Linked DNA regions of Homo sapiens: region 1 is linked to region 2. A link is an interaction called in ENCODE POLR2A ChIA-PET data of the cell type or tissue named here. Cell type or tissue: GM12878. All regions are shown on one strand. Links, peaks and the distances in the headings refer to the core of each region. The heading gives the core; the rest is flanking DNA. Region 1 has its middle 230 kb from the start of IGFBP3. Region 2 holds the start of IGFBP3 (insulin like growth factor binding protein 3).

What was found. ChIA-PET counts read pairs that join two places held together with the same protein. Peaks named below come from ENCODE experiments on the same cell type or tissue, not always from the same donor. Only the 100,000 strongest peaks of a DNase experiment are listed, where the experiment ranks them.
Region 1: POLR2A ChIA-PET joins it to region 2 with 11 read pairs; 6 of 35 experiments call an interaction of 5 or more read pairs at or near these places.

Annotation. Positions count from the first base shown.
Region 1 is chr7:46,147,498-46,160,391 of GRCh38, reverse strand. No RefSeq gene overlaps it. Among named protein-coding and RNA genes, the nearest start is that of IGFBP3, 230 kb to the right of the region's middle. RefSeq lists enhancers at 5,607-5,901, 6,049-6,118. In GM12878, for the core only: no CTCF peak of the experiment used is centred there; a DNase peak (open chromatin) is centred at 6,411; H3K27ac peaks cover 1,329 bases.
Region 2 is chr7:45,921,202-45,934,095 of GRCh38, reverse strand. It overlaps IGFBP3 (insulin like growth factor binding protein 3), which reads left to right and starts at 12,824. Exons shown (of 5, transcript NM_000598.5): 1 at 12,824-12,894. RefSeq lists enhancers at 11,860-12,440, 12,441-12,894. In GM12878, for the core only: a CTCF peak has its summit at 10,696; no DNase peak of the experiment used is centred there.

The DNA.
Region 1 (12,894 bases), core at 4,183-9,182, 230 kb before region 2:
TCTAAGGAGTGGAGTCCTCATCCATGTCGTGGAAGTCTCATCAGTGATTTCATGCCAAGTCAAGGCCGATGCAGAGGAAGTAACTGTGGACCAGCAATGAGAGATTTGGCTTCTATCCCTGTGCCATCCTGACTCCCCTGTGACTTTCCCTGTCTGTAAATGGAGAATCTTGGAGTCCCAGGCCCCAGCTGGCAGTCACGATGGTTATTTGAGCAGAACCCTTGCAGTGTGGCATGCTTTGGAGAAGAGAACCAGCACGTGCTAACAGCCATTGAAGAGCAATGACAGCACTGCTCCCATGTCCACTGAGGAACAGAGTGACTGCTGTTCCTCTTGCTGGTGCACCGTTCTCCAATGACACTGGCGGAGAGTCAAGGAGTGAACTGGGAGAGGAAGCAATTGTATCGGAAAAATATCGCCTAAACAGAAGAGTTCCCCAGAAGCTCAATGTGATAGTTAACTGCATGTGTCAAATGTGCTGGGCCACAGAGCCCAGATATGGGATTAGACATTATTCTGGGTGTGTCAGTGAGAGTGTTTTGGATGAGATTAACATTTAAATTAATAGGCTGTGGGCAAAGCAGGACCTTTGGCTGTGACCAAAACCTATCCCCATGGGATCCTGTAAGACACAAATGAGGAAACCTCAGCCTGCCCCACTTTTGTTCCCAATGGGGCACGTAGGAAGGGCAGCTTCACCATAGGGCTTAAAATTGGCCCTTAGACCCAAAGCACTTAGACCTGCATCCTACTCAGGGAATCTCTCCTTTATTATTGCCCCTCAAAACTTGATACCAGTTTCTCCAATGTTTGATTCAAGTATTAGAAAATGCTTCAGAATATCCATTGAAAGAGATAAAGGCAATAATAAACAACTCTTCATTAAGTATCTACTATATTCATAGCACTGTTATATCCATGGGACAATAAAGTAATTAACCTTCATGCTGAACTTTCCCATGCATCTTACTATTTGCTATTAACAAACATCTTGTGAGAAAAAGAATATAAGCACATGTTGTAGATAATGAAAATGAGTTTTAGAGGGTTCAAATTGAGTTGTGCAATGTGAGGAATGTGGAATTTGGATTCAGGTGGGCGGTTCATCCTAACCTTGAGAGTTTTACTACCATGAATCTGTCTTAGAGGAGAAAGCATCACTGACTTCCCCTGCATATTTATGGACTCAAATTCATCATTGCTTGGTCCCCAAGCACCTCCACCTCTATATTGGCCTGCAGCTTAGGGGAGTGTTTTTTTTTTTTTTTTTTTGAGACAGTTTCACTCTTGTCTCCCACGCTGGAGTGCAATGGCACTATCTCAGCTCACTGCAACCTCCGCCTCCTGGGTTCAAGCGATTCTCCAGCATCAGCCTCCTGAGTAGCTGGTATTACAGGCACCTGCAACCACGCCCAGCTAATTTTTGTATTTTTAGTAGAGATGAGATTTCACCACGTTGGCCAGGCTGGTCTCGATCTCCTGACCTCAGGTGATCCACCTACTTCGGCCTCCAAAAGTGCTGGGATTATAGGTGTGAGCCACCACACCCAGCCAAGGGAGATTTTTATATGACCATTTGGAGGAAAATTCTGTAAGCAATATAATTATTATTTTTAAAAATTACCTTTCTCTTATAATTTATAAGAAATATATCAGTCAGGAGAAAGAGGCAGAAAAAAACCAATCTAAGTAATTACTGGTCTTCTCAACTGTCAATCCACATCAAAATTAAGCCTGCTCCATCTTTGTTGCCACGCTCATAATTTATGAAATATTTGTCACTGCATATGCACTTTGCACAGTTGAATTTATCATGAGTGAAGTGTTTCATTTGTTTTCTCAATAAGCTAGCATTCTACATTTCTGCAAGGGTAAGTATGCAAGTTTTGCACATTAAAATATACATAGAGGTCTCATTAGTAACTTCAAAATATTCTCAGGTCAGTTTCTGAGGCAGGAAAGCATTTCTCAAGGGTCGGCTAGGTGTCAGGTGCTGGGATGGGGCCTTCACAGTAACAGACCAGGGGCTTCTTCACAAAGCCTTTTGTTTGGCAGGGTAGGGGAATGAGTAACAAATAAACAAGAAACTGCAGGACTATTATGATTGGAATGAAGAAAGCAGCCATCTCAGGTGGTCCATCAAGGCTCCTTTAGATCAAGGGAAAAGAAATGTCCCTTAAGGAGATGGCATTTGGGCTGAAATATGAATGTGAGAAGGAGCCAACAACTCACCTTGCAAACATTCTAGGAACAGCCTTAGGCGGAGGGACAGGTGCAAAAGCCCAGAGGCAGGGATGCTTGCACTGGGGCGGGACAGAGGTCAGCACAGCAGGGATGACATGGTTCCCTAGGGGGATGCGTGAGTCCTTTTATAATAAAATATAATAAAACAGTACAATAAGGCTTAATCTCACAAGCAAGTGCTCCAAGTCATAGCCGAGACAACATCAGATTCCTTCAAGTGGAAACTGTGATTTGTGGGATTCCAAATGAAGAAGAACCTTAATATTTTGTAAAGAAAAGGAGTAAAGTTCAAATTAATAGGGGAAAAAATGGGGAGACAGTTCAGAAAGCCCAGATGCATGTTAGGACTTTCAGGAATCATTTGAGAAAAGATATAAAATATACAGCTTTGCACCCCACTTAAGACAAAGCAGTAAACAAATCGATGCCATATTTGGTTATACTAATTTCTATTTTACTCTAATCCTCAACAATGCTAAGGGAAAAGTCCAAAACAGCAGAGCGTAAGGCTCTCCAGAGGTGGAAAGCCGTTCTTAGGCAATCATGATTGGGAACACATGCTTGGCGTCATTCATCACAGCAGAGGAATCTCTGAGGAAGTGTCATAATTGGGGGTAGAAACATGAACAGATCTGTGAACCCCCAAAAGTTTTGTTTAAAGTATTTTTAGTAGACAAATAATCATTACATATATTTATGATGTCTAGCATGATGTCTTGATATGCGTACACACTGCAGAATGATTAAATGAAGCAACTGAGCACATCCATCACCTCACATACTACCTACTCTTGTGGTGAGAGCATTTAAAATCCACCCTCTTAGCATTTTTTAAATATACAACATATTGTTATTAACTGTAGTCACCATGCTGTATAATAAATCTCCTGAACTTATTTCCATCTAATTGAAATTGTATTTCCTTTGATCAACATCTGCCCCACCCCTTCCCACTCCTCCCCACTGCCCCCAGCCCTTGGCAACCAGCATTCTACTCTCGGCTTCTGTGATTACAACTTTTTAAGATTCCACATATCAGTGAGATCATATAGTATTTGTCTTTCTGTATCTGGCTTATTTCACTTGGCATAATGTTCTCCAGATTTATCCAGGTTGTCACAAATGACGGGATTTCCTGCTTTTTTTAAAACTGAATGGTATTCCATTGTGTCTATAAACCACATTTTCTTTATCCATTCACTCAGTGATGGACATTTAGGTTGCTTCCATATCTTGGCTACTGTGAATAGTGCTGCAATGAACACAGGCATGTAGCTATCTCTTTGAAATACTGATTTCATTTCCTTTGGGTATGTGAAATTCTATGCATGTATCTTTCTAGTGAGTAGGTCTCAAACCTGTCTCAAAAATTAATTAGCTAATTAAAGGTAGAATACACTACAATGCTGACCCCATTTTCATTTATTTTGATCAAAATAAGAGATGTCAACTCAATGTTTTAATAAGTGAACTCTTCAAGATCTTCCCTGACAAATATTACTATTTGCTTCTAAGCAATGTCCTTTTACCCATGAGTTATAGTCTATGCTCTGTCACCACATTTCAGAAGTTGATGAACCTAGCAGACACTGTCATCAAGACAAGTTCCATTTTCCATCTTTCTAAGGAAGTTGTGAGGACGGAGCCATCTGTGCACTCTTCATGGAAACCATGGCCATTTGCAACAGCTGCCTGGGGAGAGCAAGTTCAGTGAGTCGGGAGGTTCCAATTTTGCTCTACCTATTTCAAGTTATCTAGTAAACTGCATGTGCTTCTGCTCATAAATTTCAGCAATCCCATTTTGGCTCCCAGACTTCCTGCAGAAGGGGTTATGATGTTATATGATTTAATGATCTGACAAAAGCTTTGTCCCCACAGCTACAAATCTTAGGCAATCATCTGTTCCAATGTAATGCTAACCTTATGGGTCCCCTGAGTGCAATTTTCATGGCTACCAGAGACTCCCTTAACTGGTATCTAGTTACATGTTTCGAGAAGCATGTTTTTCGTAATTTTTAATATAAACATTGCAGATATATCATGCTAATTGATACACACTACATATCTGCACCCTGACCCAAGGAGAAAAAAATTGGCAAACTTACAGACAAATTGGAGAAATATTCATAAGATGAGCTTGTTTTAAAGCAATATCTACATTATACATTTCTGAGAATATATTTTCAAATGAAATGTTTAAATTATGAGGTGTCTTTTCTTCTTCACTGGAGAAGAAACTGTCATTTTTGGAAAAAAGTCTATTCCACTTAACTATTTCAGAAAATTTTAATTATGTTAATTAGTCTAAAAACATCATGTGTGCATGTGTTTGTGCACATAAGTGTATATGTTTTTTAAGGAATAATGTTATGTTTGCAGAAAGCAAGGCAGAGAAGAATGATAATCCATAGCAATTAATCCCTGGTAACATTATAGGTTGACGTTTTCATTGCACTGTATTCATGATTCATAGAACTATCAAACTGCAAAGTACTCACATGTCATTTATTTGAACAAGCCTAAGCATAGGTGTCCAAAGTCCCTTAAGTGACACCCACAGAGACATTCTCCTGGTGCCTGACTGACTTTGCTAACAGTGAAGAAATATCTGTCTCTTGGGTTTAATACCTAGTGAATCTTACTGGCCACCCCCAACCAGGGGCTGGAGGGCAGGGGACCCAGAAATAACACTGGTAGAGGTCCGCCTGTTAGGGAGCACAGTAGGGCAGAAAGGGGTGCAGAGGAGGTCCCTGGGGCCAGCGGGGAATATCTGGCACACGCCAAATGCTCCTCTAGCCATTGGATGGCAAGAATTAAACAGTTCTTTGTAGTTCTCATTCAGAACTCTCAATCTCATAAAAAGGGATTAAGACCTAGATGAGGAAAGTGACCTCCCCAGGACCCCCAGAAAGGTAGCTGTGGGTCATCAGAAGACAGCTTTGAGACTCCTGGTACACAACTCTTTAGTCTGCTAGGTGGACTTGTCAGCTCCTCTTAGGGCAGAGATGATAGTCTGGTTGTGGAAGAGAACAGTGAAGTGTCCCTCACTTGGAGCCGACCCTGAATTCTGGCTTGAAGGATCTTGCAAGTTGTTTAATTGGGATAGTCACAGACAGCCTCTGCGTGCCTGAGATGAGTGGTCTCGACCTGAGGAGCAAAAAGGCAAATAGTGCTCCAGAACAAGTTAGCTCTTTTTAAGAAGCCAAAGTTAAAATTCTTGTAATCCTTTTTGGCTTGGAAATGGAAAAAAAAAATACAATCAGGAAAATGAGAATTAGATTTGCAAACGATATTTTAATAAAAATAGGATAATACAAAAATCTCATTTTAAAATTTGTTTAAAATGTATCCATTATGTTTTAATGATAACTCAGAGTTATCCCTGATGAGGCAACAGGAGGAGGCAGAGAAATGCCCCAACTTTTGAACTTTGTACGATGTACATGGGTGGCAAAGTTACCCAGAAACATGTGGCCTAAGCAGAAGCAAAGGTCACTGGTTTATACAAACTAAACAAAGTAGAGTGTCCTGAGGAACAGTGCACAATGCTGTCATCTAGCAACTGGGAGCCACTACTCTAGGGGCCTCTAGGGGTCTCTGACATCAGCTTTTGCCCTTAACTTCCCCCTGGCTACGTTTGAGACAGATGATCTTGTGGTGTAAGAAACCTCCAAGGCTGAGTCCCTGCCAGGTGATTCAGGGCCATGGAGAAAGCACTACCCTGCTTAGTAGAAATTCCTTCCCCAGAATCCTCGTTGGCTTGCCCTCAGGATTTTTTACTTTGTTTACTATGTTTTACTCAAAGGTGATATCACCCAAAAGGTGGGGAAGGCATTACACATTCTCTCCCCACACCATTTGGAAATCCCCTAACAAGCATTACTAAAGCCCAGCCCTGCTTAGCTGGTGAAATCTCACTAATCTCTTGCCCAGGGCACTGCAATTCCAGTGACTGGTCCACGTGGAGAATTGCTAAAGGAGGTTTCTGTGTGTGTTTCAGCTTGGTAGAGACAACTCAGCAGGTGATGCCTCCAGGCTGCCCTCAGGAGAGGCAGGTGCTTCACAGCTTCTGCTCTGCAGGCTCGACATCAACTTGTGACACTGTGGAAGGAGCGGGCACCTCACCCTCCACAGTGTGTGGCTAGAACAGTCATCCAGTCCACACAGCACTTTCTGTTCCACAACCAGCCCAAACTGCCTTTACAATGCATTAGAAAAGCCACCCTTCCTCCAGCAAGTAGTTGCTATCTGCTGCAACATAGTTGTCAGAAACATGTAGATCTACAAGATCTGTTTGTGTAGAGAGCCCCAGGATTTGATGCCCTAAATGGTGGGTGGACCAGGGAACATGACACTCCTTCACAGCTGTGGGACCTCAGTGTCAGAAGCATCAAATGATGTGTCTCACATTGCACTACCTAAAATGAGTTAGATTTAGTTCTGTGGGCTAAAAATGGAAGTGAGAAAGGAAAAAACAAGACTTAACACCACAGCCTGCTGATAATGGCCCGAATGTTTAGGAGAAATGACAATGTATCCTTAGAAGGATTTTTTGTTTTGTTCTGTTTTGTTTGTTTGTTTGTTTTTTGCTAAAGTCTCCAAGTTTTTCTTCCCCCTAACACAGGCAAATACACAGGAGTACCTGCTTTTCCTTTTAGATTTTCACCTGACTTTTAGGGTCACATGCATGCAAGCTGAATATGCTTTTCTTAGAGCCAGTGGGATTTGCAAGAGGAGTATGTCTACTGGCATTAAAATGAAAGTATTGTCAAAAATGTCAATGGTAGACCACCATAATGTGTGTGTTTGTGTGTATGGGCATGTGTGTGTGTGCGTGTGAGTGTGTGTATTAAAAATAAGTTTTGAACTTTCCTAGAAAATTTTTATGGTGGTCTACCGTTGACATTTTTTTGTGTGTGTCTACACAATTCAATATTACTCAGCAATAAAACGAAAGCCACTACTGATACACACATGAATGTGGGTGGGTCTCTAAAACAAGGCTGAGGGAAAGAAGCCGTGAAGTCTTTTCTACATGTATGCATTGGTTGGGTCGTTGGTTGGTTGGTTGGTTGGTTGGTTCTGACAGGAAGCATGTTGTTCTGGATCCAAGACAGACCTGATGATTCACAGAGCATCTTGTGTCAGTTCCCCATGCAGCCCCTCCCCATGGGACGATGCAAGAAGAGCAGTGGGCACCTACACATGTGATTTGGTTTGTGCCACAAGAAGGAGCTCCAAATCATAAATCTTGCAGCTTATGTGGGTGGCTGGTACAGCTGCCTGGCTCCCCCTCTGGAGGAAAGAGAGAAACCTGGTTTTTTTGTTTTTTTTTTTTTTTGACATAAACAGATCCTCTCAGGTGGGAAGGAGAAGCCTTCAGGTCCATTGCCCTTTGGAATGTAAGCTAATGGCTGCAGAGCAGATGAACCATAGTGTTTCTGGAATAACTCCCCATCTCTAACTTCCCAGACATGGTTACCATCAATCATCCTTCAGCCCAGGTGGCCAGGACTTTTTGCTTAAAAGCCCAGATCATGCAAAAACTTGAAAATATTCATGGAGTGTTGTTTTTTGACAGAAGCCAGACATAAAAAACTCCATACAGTATAATTTTTTGTTAGGAAATCTAAAACATCGAAGTGAATGTGTAGTCACTGAATGCAATCAGCAGCTTTCTGGGGCTGGGACAAGTTGGGTGATGGACAGTAAAGGGGAAATTTCTGAGGTGATGGGAATGCTCTATGTCTTAATTTTTGTCACAGTTTCACCACTGTAATATTTGTCAAGTTTCATCCAACTGAACAGTTAAAAGCAGAGCATTTACAGTCATGCTGGAATCCTCAGTAACATTGTTGACAAGTCCAGCTTGGACAGATTCCTTTGAGTTGTTTACATGGAGACTGGTGGGCAGCTTCCAGCCACACTGGCCAGTGCTCCTACTTCTATACCACTCTTTTATTCAACTTACATATAAATAGTCATGTACTGCATAACAACATTTTAGTCAATTATGGACTATATTATAGTGGCCCCAGAAGATGATAATACTGAATTTTTACTGTACTCTTTCTATGTTTAGATAAACAAATGCTTCCCATCGTGTTACAACTGCCTACAATATTCAGTATAGTCATATGCTGTACAGGTTCGTGGCCTAAGAGCAATAGGCTATACCATATAGCCCAGGTGTGTAGTAGGCTCTACCATCTAGGTTTGTATAAGTATACCCTGTCATGTTTGCACAATAACAAAATGGCTTAATGACACATTTCCCAGAATGCACCTCAGTTGTTAAGAGATGCATGACTGTGTATGACTTGTGTGCTTGGTTTCACGATATGTAAGTCAAATATTGCTATAGCAAAGGTACCAAAAACTGGAGCCTCTCATTTTCCATTTCTTATACTCTCAAGTCTCACACCTAGCAAATAACATGCTCTTTGAAATGATGATAATAATAATAATAACAGAATCTTATGTTTGAACACACTGCCACTGTAGGATGGCTCCCCAGCCTCAATCACTATATCAACAACATAAGAATGAGTCAGGTTTAGGGAGCTAAGGTTCTGCATCATGGTGTTACATAGCTAAGGCTTCATTGAGCTCTTCCTTTATATTGGTGTGTAGAACACTCAAAAGTAATACAACTTCTCTTTTCCTTTTTTTCTTTTTGCCATATGATATTAAAATTGATAGAAAAAGTGCAGCTTCTCTACAATTGCAACATGGAGTTACAGAAGAATGTTTAAGCACTTTTTTTGTCTTCCCAATAGCCACTGTTGCTAAAGAATGGAAATTAAGCCATATCCTTTAGCAACAGAGTGATACAGCTGAGCAAAATATTTTTAAAATAAATGTTTTTCTTACATTATAAAGATGACATGTTGTTGTTTGGGAACATTTAGAAGATACAGAAAAAGTAGAAGGGAAAAATATCAATCTACACTCAAACTCTTGAAAATTGGTTTCTGCCAAAAGGCCCATAATTCTTTTAAATGCCTTTTCCTCACCCCAGTGATTTCTTCATTTCTCTGCTTTTTAGACTCCTCTATCTCATGAGCCCAGAAAAAAGTCACTGCTCTTTGTGTTAGATATCAACATGACTTAGAACCATTGAGTTAGAATCTGGTCATCCCATATTCCATGTGGCAATGACACATACTATAGATTGAATCCACCTGGATAATTTCCTGTAATTCTTTAGTCTGGAGACATCTTGTTCACCACAGCCACCTCCCACTCATTTTCACACCCATCATCACAAGCTTTTCTTGTTAACAGAACTTCCAAGTTGCACCCACCTGTCCCCACACATGCATAGAATTCCTTCTCCTAAAATGGCCCTATTTTAAGGAATCTAAAATATTTCTTTAAAAAATCATGAGACAAATAAATTCCTTCTTCTACAATGGAAATAAAGGAGAATCAAATATATACAAATCTTGTCTTTGTGGATTTACAGTAGGGAATGTAAGGCACAAGCACAAAAGCACTGAGCTGAGGCAGAAGGTAATGGTTAGCTTATAGAGTAAGCAAAAAAAATGATTCTGAAAACACTATACATGTACACTACAACTGAACAATTAAGTAAATGAATGGCAGGTGGTAAGAGCCAGGTTTCTCACTGTGGGAGAGGCAACAAGCAAGAGAGGAGGCTCTAATGACCCATATGGTAGTGGATTAGTCTTGGAAACATCACTGTGAACTCATGTTTATCTTGATGTAGAGATAGGCACACACAGAAATGTGTACACATGCAGGTTGGTATGCATATGTATTTTCTTGCTCTGTCAGGTCAAAGTGCCTGCAAGCAACTATACCCCAGCACCAGCAAGCACAGGCACCCAGATCTTGGTGTCTAACATCATTCTCTCATGAAAGGAGCCAGGGGTTCTCAGAAAAATTGCTGATTCTAGGACTGGAACAGGAAGTATACGAGATGATCCCGAAGTATCTTACTGTGCCAAAAAGCGAGCAAGTGCTGAAAATAAAACCCAAAACAAACATGTTGGGGGCATGTCAAAGGAACACAGAAACCAACTGGAAAAGGTCTCAATGGCCAAAACTGAAACAATTTGAAAAACAAAAAGTAACATTGGATGATAATTCAAAATATGAAATAAATAAACATGAGTCCATACTGATCAAAATAAAACATTGAATAAATAAATAAATGGGGGTGAAGAGAAAAATGTCCTAGGCGGGAGCATTCCGAATAATTTATGTAGAAACTCTGGCCTCTAGAAGATGGAGTAAACTCTTCACCCCTTAAGTGTTGATTGTTGATAGTGTCTTCCATCCAAAGAGTACAGTATGAAAAGAAAACAAGTAACTTGACAGTAGAGAAATATCACCAACATAACCTCAGCCAGAGATCAGGGTCAACATTAACAGGGCGAAGTCATGCTGACAGTGCTTACCCTTGACAGGATGTGATGAAAATGGCCCTCTATCTCTGTGGCCTTCCTCCCAAGAACCTATAACCCCAGTCTGTTGATGAGAAAGACATTAGACAAATAACAGTTAGGGGACATTATACAAAACACCTAACCAGTCCTCCTCAAACTGTCAAGATCATCAAAAGCAACAAAATTCTGAGAAACTGTCACAGCCAAGAGGAGCTGGAGGAGACATAACGACTAAATGCCATGCAATATCCACAGTGGGATCCTGGATCAGAAAAAGAACATAAGGTAAAAATTAAGGAAATCTGAATAAAGTATGGACTTTAGTTAATAATAGTGTTGCAACGTTGATTCATTAATTGTGAAAAATGTACCATACTAATATAAGGTGTTAAACAGGTATATGGGAACTCTCTGCACTATCTTTGCAATTTTTCTATAAAATAGAATGAACCAAATGCCCATCAATCAATGAGTGGATAAAGAAACTGTGATATATATATATATGTGTGTGTGTGTATATACACAATGGAATACTATGCAGCCATAAAAAGAATGAATTAACAGCATTTGCAGTGACCTGGATGAGATTGGAGACTATTATTCTACATGAAGTAACTCAGGAATGGAAAACCAAACATTGTATGTTCTCACTGATATATGGGAGCTAAGCTATGAGGACACAAAGGCATAAAAATAATACAATGGACTTTGGGAATTTGGGGGGGAAGAGTAGGAGGGGAGTGAGGAATAAAAGACTACAAATATGGTGCAGTGTATACTGCTCACATGATGGGTGCACCAAAATCTCACAAGTCACCACTAAATAACTTACTCATATAACCAAATACCACCTGTACCCCAGTAACTTATGGAAAATTTTTTAAATTATAAATTAAAATTAGAAATCATAAAATTTATCTTTATAAATAAAAATTATATAAATTAAATTAATATAAATTATAACATGATTGTTATAAAGAAATAAATTTTTCTATAAAATAAAATTATTCTAAAATAGTCTATTTAAAAACAAGTAAATAGAAAGAGAAATGGAGATTCAGAGGGAAGAGAAGTGAAGAAGCATTTTTATGTCTATCTACGCATTTGATCCTCCTGGCAAGAGTGCTGTTCCTATTTTAACTATGAAAAAATTCAGTAAAATTCAGCTACTTATCCAATGTCACAGAGAAAATTCCAGTTGATATAAATATTTGGATGTTTATTCTGTACTATTTGGTATACTTTTCTATATCTGGATATCCTTACCAATAAAAGCAATCACTGCTGACTTAAAAAAATAACAGCAGAAAAATCATGGGAGGAATAAAAGATATCAAATCTCCATTTAGCAATACATCCCTATAACTTGCCTGGTACTTGAGAGCTTTCCAGATGCTTGCACCAAAAGGAACTATCAACAGAGTAAACAGACAACCTACAGAATGGAAGAAAACATTTGCAAATTACACATCCAACAAAGATCTAATACCCAGAATCTATAACAAGCTTTAACAAGTCAACACACACACAAAAAAACCTCATTATAAAATGGGCAAAGGACATGAACAGACACTTCTCAAATGAAGACATACACTCAGCCAACAAGCAGATGAAAAAATACTCAACATCATTAATCATTAGAGAAATGCAAATTAAAAACCACAATGAGATATCATCTCACACCAGTCAGAATGGCTACTATTAAAAGTTCAAAAAACAACAGATTCTGGTAAGGTTGCAGAGAATACGGCTCGTTTATACACTGCTGGTGGGAATGTAAAGTAGTTCAGCCACCATGGAAAGCAGTTTGGAGATTTCTCAAGGAACTTAAGACAGAAATACCCTTCAGCCTAGCCATCCCATTTTGCGTATATACCCAAAGAGATATAGATCATTCCACGGCAAAGACATATGCGTGCATATGTTGATCACAGCACTATTTACAATAGCAAAGACATGGAATCAGCCTAGATGCCCATCAGTAGTGGACTGAATAAAGAAAATGAGGTACATATATACCATGGAATACTACACAGCTATAAAATAACAAAATTATGTCCTTTCAGGATAATGGCTGCAAGCCTAAGCAAATTAAGACAGAAACAGAAAACCAAATACCACATATTCTCACTTATAAGTGGGAACTAAACATAGAGCACACATGGACATAAAGAAGGGAACAATAGACACCAAGCATACTTTTCTAGGTGGTGAAAATTTTCTGCATCTTGGCTAT
Region 2 (12,894 bases), core at 6,090-11,089:
AATAGACAATTCTCAACAGAAGATATACAAATGGCCAACAAACATGAAAAAATTCTCAACATCACTAACGATCAGGGAAATGAAAATCAAAACCAAAATGCAATACCACCTTACTCCTGCAAGAATGGCCATAATCAAAAAATCAAAAACAGTAGATGTTGGCGTGGATGTGGTGATCAGGAAACACTTTCCACACTGCTGGTGGGAACGTAAACTACTACAGCTACTATGGAAAACAGTGTGGAGATTCCTTAAAGAACTAAAAGTAGAACTACCATTTGATCCAGCAATCCCACTACTAGATATCTACTCATAGGAAAAGAAGTCATTATATGAAAAAGAAACTTGCACACACATGTTTATAGCAGCACAGTTCACAATTACAAAATCATGGAACCAACCCAAATGCCCATCAATCAACAAGCAGGTAAAGAAACTGTGGTGTGTATATATATATATATATACACACGATGGAATACTACTCAGCCATAAAAAGGAATGAATTAGTGGCATTTGCAGCAACCTGGGTGAGATTGGAGACTATTATTCTAAGTGAAGTAACTCAGGAATGGAAAAACAAACATCATATGTTCTCACTGATATGTGAGAGCTAAGCTATGAGGATGCAAAAGCATAAGAATGATACAATGGACTTTGGGGACTTAAGGGGAAGGGTAGGAAGAGGGCGAGGAATAAAAGACTACAAATAGGGTATAGTGTACACCGCTCAGGTGATGGATGAACCAAAATCTCACAAATCACATGATAGAACTTACTTGTATAATCAAACACCACCTGTACCCCAATAACCTATGGAAAAAATTTAAAAACTTTTTGCACGAAAAGCAATAGAAATTATAAAGAAGGACCAAATAAAAAGTTTAGAACTTCAAAATACAATAACCAGAGTAAAAATTTCTCTAGATGTGCTTAGTAGCAGAATGGAGATGAATGAGTGTGGGTGGCAAGCCACCCAGGTGAGGAAAGAGTCAGTGAACCGGATGATAAATAAATATTATTTAATCAGAAAAAAGAGGGAAAAGATAAAGAAAACGTTGACAGAGACTCAGAGACCTGTAGGTGATACAAAAGTCTAACATTCTCCAGATGAAGAGAAGGAATGTGGATTAGAAAAAAAAACTTGAAGAAATATTGCCCAGAAATGTCTCAAATTTAATCAAAGACATAGACTTGCATAATAAAGTAGCCTAACAAGCCCCAAAGAAAAAAAATAAAGAAAATAATAGTCAACTGAGAGTTGTGTTTCTAGGAAAAATATCATTCAGAAATAAAGGTGAAATTAATACATTCTCAAGTGAAGAAAAACAGAGGATCTTGTCAGCACATCTACTTTAAACAATTACTAAAGGAAGTCATTCAAACAGAATGGAAGTGTTATCAGAGGGAAACCTGGAATAATCCTAAGTAAATAATGATAAATAAATGAAGCTCAACAGAAATAGTACACATCTAGGTAAATATAACAGACTATTCACACCTTGAGTTCTTTAAAATAAATGTAATACTCAAAAGCAAAAACATCATCTGATGGGGTTTTTTATGCATATGGATATAATCCATAAAACAACTACAACATAAAAAGGGGAGGGTAATGGAACCTATAAGATGAAAATATTGTAAATTCCTCTTTAAGTGGTAAAGTATTGATTCTAACTAGACTACCAAAGGTTAAGTACATCTTTTGCAATTAAAAAAAACACTAAGAAGAAATTATGCAAAAAGATAAAGTCAAAAATAAATCAGAAAATTAAAATGTTATATTTAAACAAAAGGCTCAAATAACCCTGCAGAAGGTTGTAGAAAGAAAGCAGACACACACACACACACACACACACACACACACACACACACACACACAGGACAGGACAGAAAGACTGATCTAAACATGCAATGAAAATAGCAATAAGATTTTTTTAAAATCTAAAAAGCCTCTAGCAAGACTGACAAACAAAAGAGAGAGAACATACAAATTGCCAGTGACAAAAATAGAATAGGAGATATCACCACAGACCTTGCAGATAGTAAAAGAATAATAAGTGAATACTACAACAACTCTACGCACATATATTCAATAACTTAAAAAAATAGATCAGTACTTTGAAACCACAAAATACTAAAACTCACCCAAGATTAAATAGAAAGCCCATACTAACTCATTATTTATACATGAAATTAATAGTTTAAAACCTTTCAAAAAAAGAAATCTCCAAGTTTCATGAGTGAATTCTAAAGAGAAGAAAATTATACAAATTATACATATTGTTTTCTAGAAAATAAGAGAATACATCCCATTTTATTCTACGAGGCCAGGATGGGCTTTATAACAAACTAAAAAATTATACAATTTATATATATAGTAAAACATTACACTGTACCCCATAAATATGTAATTGTTTTATTTGTATTACAAATAAAATAAAACCAAAAAAGAAAAACATAGACCAATATCCCTCATGAGTATAACAACAAAAATCCTAAACAAATTCTTAGCAAATCAAAAATAGCAATATGTATTTTTTAAGTTCCACCATGATCAAGGGGTTTAATCCTAGGAAAGTAAGGCTGATTCAATATTCTAAAATAAATTAATGTCATTTATTATATTAAGACTTGAAATAAAAAATATTATCATATTAATTGATACAAGAAAAAAATTGACAAAATTCAACATCCAAACATGATAAAACTTCTCATCAAATTAGAAACAGTAGAGGACATCCTCAATTTAATAAAATCATCAATAAAAATTCTACAGCTAGCATCATACTTTATAGTGTAAGAATGAATGCTTTATCACTAAGATCAGGAACAAGGCAAGGCTGTCCTTTCTCACAGCTTCTATTAAACACTGTATTAGAAGTTCTAGCCACTGCAATAAAGCAAGGAAAATAAATGAGTCAGAATGATTAGAAAGGAAGAAATAAAAGTGTTTACATTTGCAGATGGTATGACTCTCCATGTAGAGTATCTCAAAGAATCTACAAAAAACATAGAATAAATAGATAAGTGTAGCAAGGGCATAGGATACAATGTCAACACAAAGAAAACTCCATCATATTTCTGTATACCAGAATGAGCAATTGAATTTTTAACTAAAAAAAATCATTCCAAATAGCTCCAAAACATAAAATATTTAGGTATGAATGTAATGAAATACCTATAAAATTTTTATGCTAAAAATGATAAACTCTAAGGAAGTAAACTTTAAAATATCTAAATATATAAAGATACACACCATGTTCATGGATTGGAAGACTGATAAAGATGTTACTTCTCTCCACATCTATATAAAGACTTTACCCAATTCCAATTAAAATCTCAACAGAAAACTTGTAGATTAAAATTTATATGAAAAGGCTAAAAACAACTAAAATAATTTTTAAAACAAAGAATAAACTTAGAGGAATCACACTATCCAATTTTAAAACTTACTATATAGTAATCTTGATTACTGTAGTAATTGAGACAGTGAGATCTTTATAAAAGGACATATAAATAAATCAATGGAACAGAATAGAGTCCAGAAATAAACTCACACAAATACAACAATTTTATTATTGATGAAAGTCTCAAAAGAAGTTGAATGGGGAATGATAGTTTTTCAATAAATTATGTTGGAACAAATAGACATCTATACGCAAAAAACAACCCTGACAAAAACTTTGTACCTTATAAAAGTTAACTCAAAATGGATCCTAGGTCTAAATATAAAATGTAAAACCATAAAACTATTAGAAGAAAATATAGGAGGCAAATTCTATGATCTGAACTTAGAGATAACACCAAAAGCATGATCCATAAAAGAAAATAATGTTAAATTATATCAAATTCAAAAGTTTTGCTGCTTAAAAGACACTGTTAAGAGCCTGAAAAGACAAGCTACAGACTGAAAGTATTTGCAAATCACAGATGTGACAAAGAATTTGTATGCAGAATATATAACTAACTCTCAAATAAAAGAGTAAAGGGGAAAATGTTCAATTAGAATCAGTTAAAATGCATGAACAGACACTTCACCAAAGAGAATATACAAATGGCAAATAAGTACATAAAAAGTTGTTAAAATTCATTACCATTACAGTAATGAAAACTGAAACTGCAGTGAGATGCCACTACATACTTACCAGAATGGCTAAAAAACAAACAAAAAATTTGACAATTCTAAGTGCTGAGGAAAATACAGAGCAACTAAAACTCCCATATATTCCTGTGAATGCAAATGGCACATATTCTGAGAAATGATTTGGTGGTTTCTTATAAAGCTAAACATACACTCACCATACAACCCAGCAATTGCATTCCTAGATATTTACCTTGGAAAGTGGAACCTTATGTTTGCACACACAAAAAAACCTGTACACAAATGTTTATAGTAGCTTTTCCATAATTACTGAACACTGAAAATAACCCAAATGTTCTTCAATGGGTGAATAGATCAACAAACTATGCTATTTTTATAAAACAGAATGCTAGTCAGCCATAAAAAGGAATTAATTACTGATATATGTATCAATGTGATGAATCTCAAAGGCATTATGCTGAATCAAAATAAAAGCCAGTCTCAAAGGTAATATATGATTCTATTTTCATGATGGTATGATTCCATTTTCATGACATTTTAAGGCCATCATGAAACTATGGTGAGACAGAACAGATCACTAGTTAATAAGACTTAGGGGAGAGGTAGGGATGTGATTGAAATGGGTCAGCATAAGAGACGTTTTGGGGGTGATGGAACTATTTTGTATCTTGATTATGGTGATAATTACCATGTGCACTAATTTCTTAGGGCTGTCATAACATAACAAATTACCACAAACTGGGTGACTTAAAAGAACAGAAATTTATTCTCTCACAGTTCTGGAGGATATAGGGCTGAAATCCAGGTGATGGCAGGGCTGTGCTTCTTTTGAAGGTTCTAGGGAAGAATCCATCCTTTACTCTTCCGGGCTTTGGGGGATTGTTGGAAGTCTTTGGCTTTCCTCAGCTTGTAGCTGCAACATCCCAACTTCTGCCTCCGTCTTCAAATGGGCTTCTTCCTTCTGTGTGTCTGTGTGTCTCCAAACTCTTTTTTCCCTGTAAGGAGACTAGTCATTGAATTTAAGACCTACTATAATCTAGTATCACTTCATCTTAACTAATTACATCTCCAAAGATCCTAGTCCAAATAAGGTCACATTCAACGTATCTTTTGGGGTACCATTCAATGCACTATGGTCTACCCTTGGAAGTCCCCAAAAATTGACATGTGTCTTACATGTGCAATATATTCACCGCACCCCAACAACCCTAGAACCTACTATGACATCAACTCTTAAAGTCTCATTTAAGTATCATCACTTCAAAATTCCCAAATCTCATCATCTAATTGTCTAAGTAGCCCAGATGGGTGATATTCTGGGTATGATCCAACCTGGGGCAAAACTCATCTCCATCTGTGGACTTTCTAAACTCGAAAACATGTTATCTGCTTCCAAAACACAATAGTGGGACAGGCATAGCATAGGGAGTCCCATTCCGAAAGGGAGAAATTGGAAGGAATAAAAGATTTATGTGTTCCAAGAAAATTCAGAACCTAGCAAGAAACATTACATTAGGTTTCGAGACATAGCGACACTCCTCTGTTGCTTAAGCTTCACCCTCTGGGTCTGCAGAGGCAAAATCAAAACAAAACAAAAGCAAGCACAAAAATCAAAATTTCCTACAAAGAAAACTTTGGTCCAAAATGGCTTCACTGGTGAATTCTACCAACCATGTAAAGGAAAAAATAAGAATTCTGCATATCTCTTCAAGAAAAAGACATTACAAGAAAATTACAGATCAATGTCATTCATGAACACCAATGCAAATTTTTTTAGAATTTTTTTAAGTCTTAAAAACTAAGTTCAGCAATATATTTTTTAAAAGAATAGAATGATACATCCTGATCCAAGTGTGTGTAGTCACTCTATCTCAGGAATATAGGAAGGTTTAACATTCAAAAAATTAATCTGTGTAATTCACCAAATTAATAACCTTAAAAGCAAAATTATATGATCATTTTATCTATTCAGTAAAAGCATCTGACATAGATCAACATCCATTCCTGATCAACAGCTCTATCTGCAAAACAGAAAGAGAAAGTAACTCTCTTATCCTGCTAAATGTCATCTGTGACAAACCTACGGCTAACATCATGCTTGATAGTAAAAGACCAAATGCATTCCCCGCAAGGTCAGAAACAAGACAAGGATGTCATCACTGTTCCTCTGAAACATTATACTAGAAGTCCTAATCAGTGTAATAGGGTAAGAAAATGAAATAAAGGCACCCATATTAGAAAGAAAGAAGTAAAACTGTCTTTATTCACAGACGACAAAACCCACAATAAAACTACAAAAACTAATGAGTGAGTTTTGCATGTTTTCAGGCTACAAGATCAGTATTCTACAATCAACTGTGCTCTTATATACTAGCAATGCAAACTTAGAAGTTTAAATCTTTAAAAAAATAGTATTTACAACAGCACCAAAAATATGAAATACTTAGGAATATGTCTAACAAAAGAAGTATAAGACTTATACACTGAAAACTACAAAACATTGCTGAAAGAAATGAAAGATGTCCTAAATAAATGAACACACATGTCATGCTCATGGGTATGAAGACTCGGTATAGTTAAGAGGTCAATTCTCTCTAAATTCATTTTTAGAATCAATACAATCCCAATCAAAATTTCAGTAGCCTTTTCTGTAGAAATTTAAAAACTGATTCTAAAACCCATACAGAAATTCAAAGACATGAAAGAGCCAAAACAACTTTGAAAAAGAACAAATGTGCAAGAGTAGCACTACCTGATTTTAAGATTTATAATAAAGCTATCATAATGAAAACTGTAACCGTGGCATAAAAACAGATGGCATAATAAATAGATCAGAACAGGGTGGAATGGAATGGAATGGAATGGAATGGAATGGAATAGAATACAATACAATAGAATACAATACAATACAATACAATAGAATACCAAAAGCATGATTCATAAAAGAAAAAAATGACAAATTGCACCATATCAAAATTAAAATCTTCACTTTTCAAAGGCCTCATTAAAAACTGAAATGACCAGCCACAGGAGAAAATATTTGCAATTTACATGTCTAATAAAGAAGGACTTATATCCAAGATGTACAAAGCATTCTCAAAATTCAATAAGAAAACAAATGTCTTAATTTTTTAAGTGGGCAAAAATTTTAACAGACATTTCACCAAAGAAAATATACAGATAAAAAAATTAGCACATGACAGCTGCTCAACATTCTTTGTCATGAGGCCAATAACAAATTAAAACCAAGATGAGATGCCACTACCCATCTAATAGAATGGATAAAATTAATAACACTGTCCATATCAAGTATTGCCAAGAATGTGGGAGAACTGGAACTCTGATATACTGCAGATGAGGATGTAAAATGGTACAATACACTTTGAACATTTTTGAAAACACCAAACACACACACACACACACACACACACATATATAACACATATTTCAAATAAAGCATATATATGTGCTTTTTATTTATAATTTAAAAATCCAGACATTCCACCAGCAGGTATTTACCCAAGAGAATTGAAAGCATACATCCATGCAGAGATTTCCACAAAAATATTCAAGAGATTTCTACCCAAATATTCATAGCAGCTTATTTCTGTTTAATAGCCACAAAAAAATGAAAACAACCCAAATGTCCATTAACAGATGAATGGATAAACACACCGTGATATATCCATCCAATAGAATTCAACTCAACAAAAAGGAACGACCGATTTACACATACAATAGGGATGAATCTCAAAATAATCATGCTGAGTAAAAGAAACCAGGAGAAAAAAAGTAGATGCCATATTATCTCACTTACATAAAATTCTGGAAAATACAAACTAATCTAGTGTGACAGAAAGGAGATCAGCGGCTTCCAGGAGATAAGAATGGAGAAAAGGAGGGCTCAAGATTATGAAAGGTCAAGAAGTTTTTGAGGATGATGGAAAGGTTCATTTGTATGTTAGCGATTTCCTAAATGTATACATATGTCAAAACCTATCAAATCATACACTTCCAATCTGTGTAGTACATTGTATGTTAATTATACATCAATGAAAAAGAAAAATCTATCTCTCTGTCTATCAAATTGGAGAGGCACCATGGAATCTGTGGATTATGATCTAGGAAATCCAGCAAAAAGGGTCTGCCTCCGTCTCTCCATCTCCAGTGAAAGGGATAGATAACAGGACTCTCAGGACTCTTCTAGCTATGATAGGAGAGCTACTGGGAATCTTCTCCTTTCTATCTGGCCTTGCAAAGCTGGAAAAGGAGCTTGAAGTGGCACCAAAGATGCCCTTGGGTAAAGACACAGGATTGACACTGGTGCCGGGGACAAACCAGCTGAATGAAAAGTGCTCCTAAAATCTTTCCTGTCCCCTTTTAAGACTTCACTGGGCAGGGAAAGACCATACTAGACTGTTGGCCAGTTTGAAGACTGTATGTCATGCCCACAGGTAGACTCAATTGTTAGCATGTTGACATTTGAACTAAGGAGACAAGGTATGTGGGCTGTGTGCTAGGACTCATTTGAGAATAAAACCTTTAAGATTGTTCAGGTGGCTATGTGAACACAAGGATGAACTTTTATTTCCCATTCCCCAGGCAACACTGTGTCTAAGAGTTCATCCTTCCATCAGTGCTGTAAGATAGGTACTAGTGCCCTTACCTGGTCCTAGAATTGAGTTGCAGAACTTGCCCAATGTCAGAAAGCTATTGAGAGGAGAACTGAGCAAGCAGTTAAGAATAAACTCTAGTCTACTGTGATTGAAGTCCCCAGTCTCTCTCATTGTTCTGAAGCTTCAACCTTGAAGAAAAGTTGGAAGTTAGACAGAGTCAGGAATTGCCTCTGTTTGAATGACCAGGAGACACAGAGGTAACTCTTATCATGTAAATGACTAACTGTGTAGGCAAGGGTGTGGGTGCCCACATGTAGAAGGTAGCACTATTGTGAGAGAAAGCCATGACAGGAGTATCATTGTCCTGAGCAGAAACCTCCCTTCCATGGGGTGGGCTCCCAATGTCCAGGCCCCTTCTCTGGAGCATCTATCTCCAGATTGTCTGACGACACGGGACAGCACTAACTCTGAGGAGCCCCTGTCTCTGGACCATGGATTTCCACTGCCACAGGTACCACTGTCCCCATCCAGTATATCCAGTTACCTTCTCTTCTCTTCCAAATCTCAGAATTATGCCTTCCACAGGTCACATGCACAATGCCAACACCATCCCCTCTGAGCCCTCCCCTCGTCCCTCCAGGCACACAGAATGACTCTCTGTGGATGCCCATACTTTCTTCTTGCCTGCCTCTCTCAGCTGGACTCTCCCACATTGTTTAAGACTCAATTCAAATGCCACCACCTCTCAGAAGTTTTTTCTGACCACACGGACAGGTTTGCCATCCCTCCAGCAGGGTTATAAATGCACCCGGTGAACCTCTCTGTTTTCTCTGCTGTCACACTGCCTACCACTGTCTGGACTCTGGTGAGTCACTCCAGCCAGCCTGTGAAATCCTGCAGCTGGCACATGGAGGTGCTTAGTAATCATTCTTGGACTAAGTGGATAGATGAACTCTTAATGATGTTATTTGTGAGTAAAAGTCATTTGCAGTGTTGTTAGCCACCGTGATGTTGGCAGTTGATGGTCCCCAATGCATCCCCAAGCCCAGTATATGTAATTCCGGGAGGCTCACCCAGCAGGCGATCTGATGGAGAGAAAATTAGATTTCCTGTCTCCACCAATACGTCCCCTAAAGGGGAAAAAAAACCTGAAGCTTATAGGGTGAGAGCCACTGAGTCCTAGCAACTGGGTCCCCAACACTGCTTGCCTTTAGAAGTTTGGCTCTTTCTGTTCTAAGTCTATTGGTGGTCAGTAAGACTGATAGCCACACCCCAGAGGACACTGAGAAACAGTAGTGCTGTCAGAAGGAGAGAGACCCTAGGGTGGCTTGTCCAGCTGGGGGCTGAGCAGAAGAAAAGCAAAGGAGCCAGTATCACGCAGCGACAAGGTGCCCTTTAGCAGCAGGAGTGGGCTCAAAGAAATGAGTGGTTTAGGTCACCTGGTGAAAATAACGAGGCTGACCAAAGGAAACACTAATTATAATCAGGTCAGCTGGACTCCGTTAGTGAAAAGAGATCTATGCAGCCTCCTGACCTCTATTCGGATGGTTATTCGCTACTTTTGCAATGATTAGCAATTGTATGCCAAGCACCTTCACAGGGGGTAAACATCTTTCTCACTAAATACTAGTTTATGTTAAAAACTACAAACACCAGATGAATTGGAAGTTTAACAGAATTAACGAGCATGTCACAAAATTAAGTTTTATCCAGTCCAAATCCTTCCTGCAACAATTATGTTCCGGGAGGGGCAGGGAGCTTGCAGTTATCAAATAAAACTGGCTAAATAACAAAACACAATTCTCCCCGTGTCACTGCCTCAAATTTACTCTGCTGTTGCAAGATGTCATGATAAAGGTGATGGCAATCTATATAAAACATTGTTATTGGAATAGCCTTTGAAAGTTGAAATGTGACTTAGTCTTTACGTGTGTCCCGTGGTCCCTGAGGCCGGGCTGGACGCCTGGAGCTTTGGCGCCCCCTAGCCATTCGGCACTGAACAAGTTTCTCCAACTGCAATGCGAGGGAAAAAAGAAGAGAACCAAGAATAAAACAAATTTTTTAATCCTTTCCAAAAAGACATTGTTTCTGATCTTCCCCTGTCCACTCTCCAGATGATAAAGCTGAATAAAAAGTGCTACACTAACCAGTGGTCAGTCCAGGCTCTGCTGCAACATTGCACTAACCAGAACTGCAGACCTGGGACCTCAAGAATTGCATTTGATGCCGAACCCAGCTCTAATTTCAGAGTCAAGGTCTCTGCGAGTATTTAAGGAACGGATGTAAACCTGGGGGATTCGTTTTGTTTCCTTCAATTTTCCAATGAAATCAGAGATCCTGTTCTTGGGTGTCAACGCAGATACTAGAAGGAGGTGATACAAGAGAAAGGAAACAGCAAGCGACGATTATGGCACGGTTTCCTGTAAACAAGGTTGAGTGTAGCCACAGCCTGAGCACTGTGGGAGAAGAGCTCATAAGAAAATGACGGTGCTGGGCCTTCGTCACCCCGGGGCACTCCATTGTTCTTGTCTTTGGTCTCTTTTTATTTGTAGAGGTCCAATTATTTATTTATTTAGTACAAGAGGGAACGAAATTGATCTTTCCATTCTAAAAGGAGAGTATATATGTATAAAAGGAAGCTGTATAGATATGGGGGAAGAGGTGGACAGGGGGAAAAGGGGAGAGGACGAGAGAGAGAAAGGGAGGGAGAGGGACAAGGAGAGACACTGGGCGAGAGATCGATTAGGAGAGACAGAAATGATGAATGAAGATTAACTTCACCCAAGGCTTCGTGCTGGAGGGGAATGGAGGAGCTCCTGATTTGCTATTACTACTCCAAACTGCAAAGGGCTCCTTCAAGTCACCTATCCACCTCCTAAGGCAAGCGTCCAATTTCAACAGCGTTCAGGAAAGTCTCCTCCCGCGGAGGTCTCACCGCTTCCCACTCCACCCCCACAAACTCTTTGGAAAAGTGCCTTGAAAAATTTAATCCTCAATCCAATCCTGGACCACCAGCGTCCTCTGTTGGTCACCGAAGGGAGGGGGTGCGCAGACAAAACTGAAGAAACTCGAGTGCCAGAGAAGGCCGACAGGAGTTACAGCGACCTCAGCGCGCAATTGCGCCCCCGAACTTTACTGAAAAGTGTTTAGATTGCAGAGATAAGCTAGAATCCCAACGCATCGAGAATACAGTAATACGAAGTCGCCTTCAAAAAATGACAATGAAAATTGCCTATTAAAGGACTATTTGGTTAATTACGTTTCAGCAGTGCCCAGTTTATTGTCTTTATTATTCTTTTGTCATGGGTGTAAACTCCATTTGAAAACATAATCAGGGAGAATACCCAAGACAAGAAGAACAGTTGTCATTTAAAATATTTGAAAAGCCCTGCCTTAAGGACGCATTCGCTTGCCGGTCCACTCTTAATTGGAGACTTGCGGTGTAGCAACACGTGAGAGTCTTCTTGCGTTGAGAAGTAAGCCTGGAAAGGGGCGAAGGCCCCGGGCGCATCTTCAGATGCGTATTTGTGGGCCCCTGGGGATATAAACAGCCCAGCGGGTGTAAATTAAACCCCGCAGTGCCTTGGCTCCCTGAGACCCAAATGTAAGTCAGAAATGTCCCAAGACTTCGCCTGCCAACGGAATTAAATTTTAGAAAGCTCCACGAGGTACACACGAATGCGGAGCGCTGTATGCCAGTTTCCCCGACACCGGCTCGCCGCAGGGAGACCTCACCCCGAGAGCGGAAGGGGTAAGGGCGGCGGGGTCAAGGAGATCGGGGGTGCTGAGTTGGCCAGGAGTGACTGGGGTGACCGGGGGTGCTGAGGTGGCCTGGAGTGCCGGGGTGGCCGGGCACACCTTGGTTCTTGTAGACGACAAGGTGACCCGGGCTCCGGGCGTGCGCACGAGGAGCAGGTGCCCGGGCGAGTCTCGAGCTGCACGCCCCCGAGCTCGGCCCCGGCTGCTCAGGGCGAAGCACGGGCCCCCGCAGCCGTGCCTGCGCCGACCCGCCCCCCTCCCAACCCCCACTCCTGGGCGCGCCGTTCCGGGGCGTGTCCTGGGCCACCCCGGCTTCTATATAGCGGCCGGCGCGCCCGGGCCGCCCAGATGCGAGCACTGCGGCTGGGCGCTGAGGATCAGCCGCTTCCTGCCTGGATTCCACAGCTTCGCGCCGTG